Regions from separate parts of the Homo sapiens genome. Here region 2 is linked to region 1. Evidence: chromatin loops called from intact Hi-C (ENCODE). Cell type or tissue: CD14-positive monocyte. All regions are shown on one strand. Links, peaks and the distances in the headings refer to the core of each region. The heading gives the core; the rest is flanking DNA.

What was found. A loop is a pair of places that touch in the nucleus more often than their neighbours do. Peaks named below come from ENCODE experiments on the same cell type or tissue, not always from the same donor. Only the 100,000 strongest peaks of a DNase experiment are listed, where the experiment ranks them.
Region 2: it touches region 1 in a loop (7-fold over the local background); 3 of 110 quality-filtered maps call a loop at or near these places.

Annotation. Positions count from the first base shown.
Region 1 is chr19:7,704,661-7,707,565 of GRCh38, forward strand. LOC105372262 (a long non-coding RNA gene) reads right to left here and starts at 2,574. Exons shown (of 5, transcript XR_936296.2): 1 at 2,318-2,574; 2 at 1,585-1,834; 3 at 1,157-1,276; 4 at 132-242. RefSeq lists an enhancer at 836-905. In CD14-positive monocyte, for the core only: no CTCF peak of the experiment used is centred there; DNase peaks (open chromatin) are centred at 581, 1,121 and 2,001; H3K4me3 peaks cover 2,348 bases; H3K27ac peaks cover 2,500 bases.
Region 2 is chr19:7,654,631-7,657,535 of GRCh38, forward strand. No RefSeq gene overlaps it. Among named protein-coding and RNA genes, the nearest start is that of RETN, 13 kb to the right of the region's middle. In CD14-positive monocyte, for the core only: no CTCF peak of the experiment used is centred there; DNase peaks (open chromatin) are centred at 1,211 and 1,671; H3K4me3 peaks cover 984 bases; H3K27ac peaks cover 2,500 bases.

The sequences.
Region 1 (2,905 bases), core at 98-2,597:
GGGAGGGTGTTAAGGATCAGGGGACACATTTTGGGAAGGATGAGGAGGGTGGGCAAAGTGCCAAGGGGTCTTAGTATATAGAAGTCTAGGTGGCATAGTGGCTAGGGCTGCAGATGCCTGACCCACACTACCTGTGTTCAAATTCCTGGTTCTTCCATTGAAGTGCTGTGTGACCTTTGGCAAGTCACCTAACCTCTCTGTGCTTCACATAAGGCAGCATTGATCACCAAAGCATCTAATTCCTAGGGTGGTGGTGAAAATTAGATGTGTTAATATGCACACAAGTCACTAAGAACTGTGTCCGGCTGGGCGTGGTGGCTCATACCTGTCATCCCAACACTTTGGGAGGCTGAGGCGAGTAGATCACCTGAGGTCAGGAGTTTGAGACCAGCCTGGCCAACACAGTGAAACCCCGTCTCTACCGAAAAGTGCAAAAATTAGCCAGAAGTGGTTCCAGGTGCCTGTAATCCCAGCTACTCGGGAGGCTGAGGCAGGAGAATTGCTTGAACCTGGGAGGCGGAAGTTGCAGTGAGCTGAGATTGCGCCATTGCACTCCAGCCTGGGCGATCCCAAAAAACAAACAAACAAACAAATTCCTGTGCCCAGCAACCATTGCTACTAAATTAAACTATACAACAAAATTGTCCATATTTTTTTTTAGAGACAGGGTCTCGCTCTGTCTCCCAGGCTGGAGTGCAGTGGTGCGATCTCGGCTCACTGCAGCCTCAACCTCCTGAGGTTCAAGAGATCCTCCTACTTTCTCCTCCTGAGTAGCTGGGACCACAGGCACGCACCACCACGCCTGGTTAATTTTTTAAATTTTTGGTAGCGATGGGGTCTCACTATGTTGCCCAGGCTGGTCTCAAACTCCTGGGCTCAAGTGATCCTCCTGCCTCAGCCTCCCAAAGTGCTGGGATTACAGGCATGAGTCACTGTGCCCAGCTGGAATTTGGTGTTTCTGAGTTCTACAAGCCCAGGTGCCCCAGCCCAACCCCACCGGCCCCATCATGTCCTTCCCAGGGGTGAAAGCCCCCTGCCTGCTGGGTTCCTGCCAAGACTCAGCTCAAACACTAGGATGCTTTGGGGCCCCAAGGACCCAGTCACGGGACTGCCCCACCCGCTTCCCCTCTGCGGTATTAATACGCCTCTTGCTCACTTCGGGGGAAAAACAGAAAATTGTGCGGATGTGGGCCCCAGATCTGTGGGTGTCGGTTCTTCTTTCAGATTTGGGATCCTCTGCATGTTGGGGGAGGCCGCGTCTCGCTCCTCGTTTGACCTAGGTCAGAATTCAACAGGAAGGAGTTTAGGGTGTCCAGCAACAACAACCCTCAACCATCTCCAGCTGAGCTCTCATCCCAGCCCCGGCCCTGACCGTAACCCCAGCTCAACTACAACTTGATCCCCTCACCCCACGATGCTCTGATCCCAGCCCTAACCTCTGCTCTGCACAGGACGGAGGCACGTCCGCGGCTCTAATCACAGAACCCCCACACCTGGGACAGGGCCTGGCGCTGTGTCCCAACGAGATGGAGCCTGGCGACCCTGACTCTAACCCCATCCCGACACAGCCCTGGGCTTTCCTACCTGTTTAACCTCTCCTGGGGTTACGAAGGGGAGAAGGAAAGGGTGCAGGGGTGGGGAGGAAGGGCAGTAGGTGTGTCAAATCCAGGGGGGCTTCCAGGAGGAGGTGTGTTCAAAGCTGGGTCTCTCCCACCCTGCACTGTTGACTTTGGGACTGATGATTCCTCGCTGGGATGCTGTCCTGTGCATTGTTGGATGTTTAGAAGCATCTCTGGCCACTAGTCGCCGAAAGAGTCACCGTGGTTGAGAAGCGCTGCTTTGAAAACATGATTCCTAGATCACGCTTTATTTTGTTTTCATTGTGGCAAAATATACATAACATAAAATTTACCATCGTAGCCATTTCTAAGTGCACCATTCAGGAGCATGAAACACATTCACACTGTTGTGCAACCATTACCACCATCCGTCTCCGGAACTTTCTCATCTTCCCAAACTGAAACCGTGTCCCCATGAAACACTCACTCCCTATTTACCCAACTCCAGCCCCCATGAGAGCTCCCCTTAGGGTCCTCACCCCCACCAGACCTTCATGACAGCCTCCTTTAGGGTCTCCCTGAAACCCCTCCTCTGTGTCTTCCCTGAACGGCAACCACCTGCCCATATCTTCTCTCTGCCTACAACCATCCATGGCTCCCTTCTGCCCTGGGCCCAAAGCTCCAGCTTCCCATGTCCTGGAGTTCAAGGGTCCTGCCTGCTCAGGCCTGGCAGCTGGTCTCTCCAGCCACGCCCATACCTCTTCCTCCAAGACTCCACAGAGTGCCTTAACTTCACACAGTTCTGAAACACCAGGCTGTCTCCAAGCCTTCGCACGGGCAGCTGCTGCCTAAAGTGCTGAGCCAACCCACAGCACCAATTTGTATGGAAGCCTCCCTGCCACCCATAGTCCTAAGGCCCCCTCTTTTCCCAGCCTTGAGCTCCTGCACTGGATGGGCCCCTCCTGGGACTGGGGGCTCCCCAGGGGCAGGACCTATGCCCCACTCCTAGAAGGGCCAGGAGGGCGGCCCTGAATCACAGTCACATGCACCCCTTTCCCTCCGCTTCCGGACCCCCACTCAGGCAGAGAGCCAGTCAACAGGAAGAGGAAAGGGGTGTGTGGGATGAGAAGAGCCTGGATGTGCACTTTTGTCTTCCGGGAACCTCGGGATCTGGAGCCCAAACCTAGGCTGTTTTTTTGGTGTGGATTGTGGCAGTGGGGTGGGGAGAGCTTGGGGGCACTGGTATGTGTGGCTGGGAGTCCTCAGGCTAAGAGGGGACGCAGAGATGGGGTTGTCCACACCCTTCCCTCCAGAGGGCCCCCCAGAACTCCAGGAGGGGGGTCCTG
Region 2 (2,905 bases), core at 144-2,643, 50 kb before region 1:
GAAGAGCCTGGAATGGGCACAGCCCTGAGGGTCACGTGTGGCTCCCTTGGAAGCATCTAGGGAGCACCCAGGAACGATTGGCTGCCATAGTAATTACTATCTAATTTATTAGATATAGTAAAAATAAATTTATTACTAATTATCACTAACGATTCTGATTACTGGGTGAGAACAATGGTGATCTCATGTATTTATGTGCATTACAGGGTGAGAGTTCTCCTTCCTGTGGCGTGCAGGAGATTCTAGAATAGAAACTCATTGAAAGAGTGAGAGGAAAACATTTGTGATCTTGAACCTGTTCCGCTTAAAAATACATGAGGGAGGCCGAGTGCGGTGGCTCACGCCTGTAATCCCAGCACTTTGGGAGGCCGAGTTGGGTGGATCACCTGAGGTCAGGAATTCGAGACCAGCCTGGCCAACACGGTGAAACCTCGTCACTACTAAAAATACAAAAATTAGCCAGGCATGGTGGCGGGCACCTGTAATCCCAGCTACTCGGGAGGCTGAGGCAGGAGAATCACTTGAACCCAGGGAGTGGAGGTTGCAGTGGGCCGAGATCATGCCACTGCACTCCAGCCTGGGTGGTACAGCAAGACTCTGTCTCAAAATAAGTAAATAGATAAATCGATTAATAAAAAATACATGAGAGGACGGGTGCAGTGGCTCATGCTGGTAATCCCAGCACTCTGGGAGGCCGAGGTGAAAGGATCATCTAAAGCTGGGAGTTTGAGACCAGCCTGGGCAATATAGCAAGACCCCTGCCTCTACAAAAAATGTAGCTGCACCTGGTGGCACACACCCAGCTACTTGGGAGGCTGAGGCAGGAAGATCACTTGAGTCTGGGAGGTGGAGGCTACAGTGAGCTGTGATTGCACCACTGCACTCCAGCCTGGGTGACAGAGCAAGACCTCATCTCCAAAAAAAACACAAATAACAAAAACGTGAGGGTCCAGAGAAATTAAAGCTGCGGGCTGGGCCAGCAGCAGTGGTGGTGGGATGGTGAAGCCAGCGACCCTAGCAGAGAAATCGGGGACAAAGGAATCAGTGCTGGAGACCTGCAGAGGAGGCGTCCTGGACCCAGACAGGAAAAGGAGGTGATGTAACTCAACGAAGCAAGGAAATCTCGTGGAAATGAGTAAGGTGACAAAGAGAGGCCACCCAGGGGGAGACCCAGACATTGAGGGTAGCTTCCCTTTTATTTTCTGTAAAGTTGCTCAAAAACCTTAAAACACAGTTGACCAACAGCTGCTGCCAAGAACATTGTGAAAAGGTTTCTGGGTAAGGAAATGGCCCTGCGAATGGGAAGGTTCCGCTCTGGTGGGATCAGAGATGAGGTGTCCAGGGCTGGGATAGGCAGGCCAGGATAGCAAAGCCCTGGCAGACAGAGGCTCCATTTTGGGTGTCCTTCATTCCCTTCTTTTTTTTTTGAGGCGGAGTCTCGCCCTGTTACCTAGGCTGGAGTGCAGTGGCGCGATCTCGGCTCGCTGCAGCCTCTGCCTCCCGGGTTCAAGTGATTCTCCTGCCTCAGCCTCCCAAGCAGCTGGCATTACAGGCATGTGCCACCACGCCCGGCTAATTTTTGTATTTTTAGCAGAGACAGGCTTTTTCCATGTTGCCTAGGCAAATCTCGAACTCCTAATCAAGCAGTCCACCCGCCCTCAGCCTCCTTCATTCACTTCTGAGATGATTCAGTTTCTGTCTCTGTTGGCAGCTGGGAAAGTTCTGAAAAAAGAATGAAGAGCAGTCCAGGCGTGGTGGCTCGCAACTGTAATCCCAGCACTTTGGGAGGCTGAGGTGGGCAGATCACCTGAGCTTGGGAGTTGGAGACCAGCCTGACCAAAAAGGTGAAACCTCACCTCTACTAAAAATACAAAAATTAGCTGGAAATGGTGGTGGATGTCTGTAATCCCAGCTACTCAGGAGGCTGAGGCAGGAGAATCGCTTGAGCCTGGGAGGCAGAGGTTGCAGTGAGCTGAGATTGTCCCACTGCCCTGCAGCTTGGGTGACAGAGTGAGACTCTGTCTCAAAAAAAAAAAAAAGAAAAAGAAAAAGTAAAGACAATGGCATCAGACAAATTCTGGCTCTGAAATCTAGGCTAGCTGGCCTGGTGACTTTTTTTTTTTTTTTTTCATAGAGATGGGGTCTTGCTATGTTGCCCAGGCCGGGTTTTGAATTTTTGGCCTCAAGCCATCCTCCTGCCTCAGCTTCCCAAAGTGCTGGGAATATAGGTGCCCCACTTTTTTTTTTTTTTTTTGAGACAGAGTCTCATTCTGTCACCCAGGCTGGAGTGCAGTGGCGCAATCTTGGCTCACTGCAAACTCCACCTCCCAGATTCAAGCGATTCTCCCACCTCAGCCTCCCGAGTAGCTGGGATTACAGGTGCCCACCATCACACCCAGCTAAGTTTTGTACTTTTGGTAGAGACAGGGTTTCACCATATTGGCCAGGTTGGCCTCGAACTCCTGACGCCAGATGATCTGCCCGCCTCGGCCTCCCAAAGTGCTAGGATTACAGACATAAGCCACCGTGCCCTGCCCTTTTTTTTTTTTTTTTAAGAGTCTCTGTCTGTCACTTAGGCTGGAGTGCAGTGGTGCAATCATAGCTCACTGCAGCCACAAACTCCCGGGCTGAAGCAATAGATCCTCCCCCTTCGGCCTCCTAAGTAGTGGCTGGGATTACACGGGCATGCCACCACACCCAGCTAATTTTTAAAAAGTTTTTGTAAAGACGGGGGTTTTCCTGTGTTGCCCAGGCTGAACTCAAACTCTTGAGCTCAACGGATCCTCCTGCCTTGGTCTCCCAAGGAGCTGGGATTATAGGCGTGAGCCACTGTGCCTGGCCCTGGTGACCTTTTGACAGTAGCCCCGCCTTCCCCAGCGTGGGTTTTGCCCTCTGTAATGTTGCG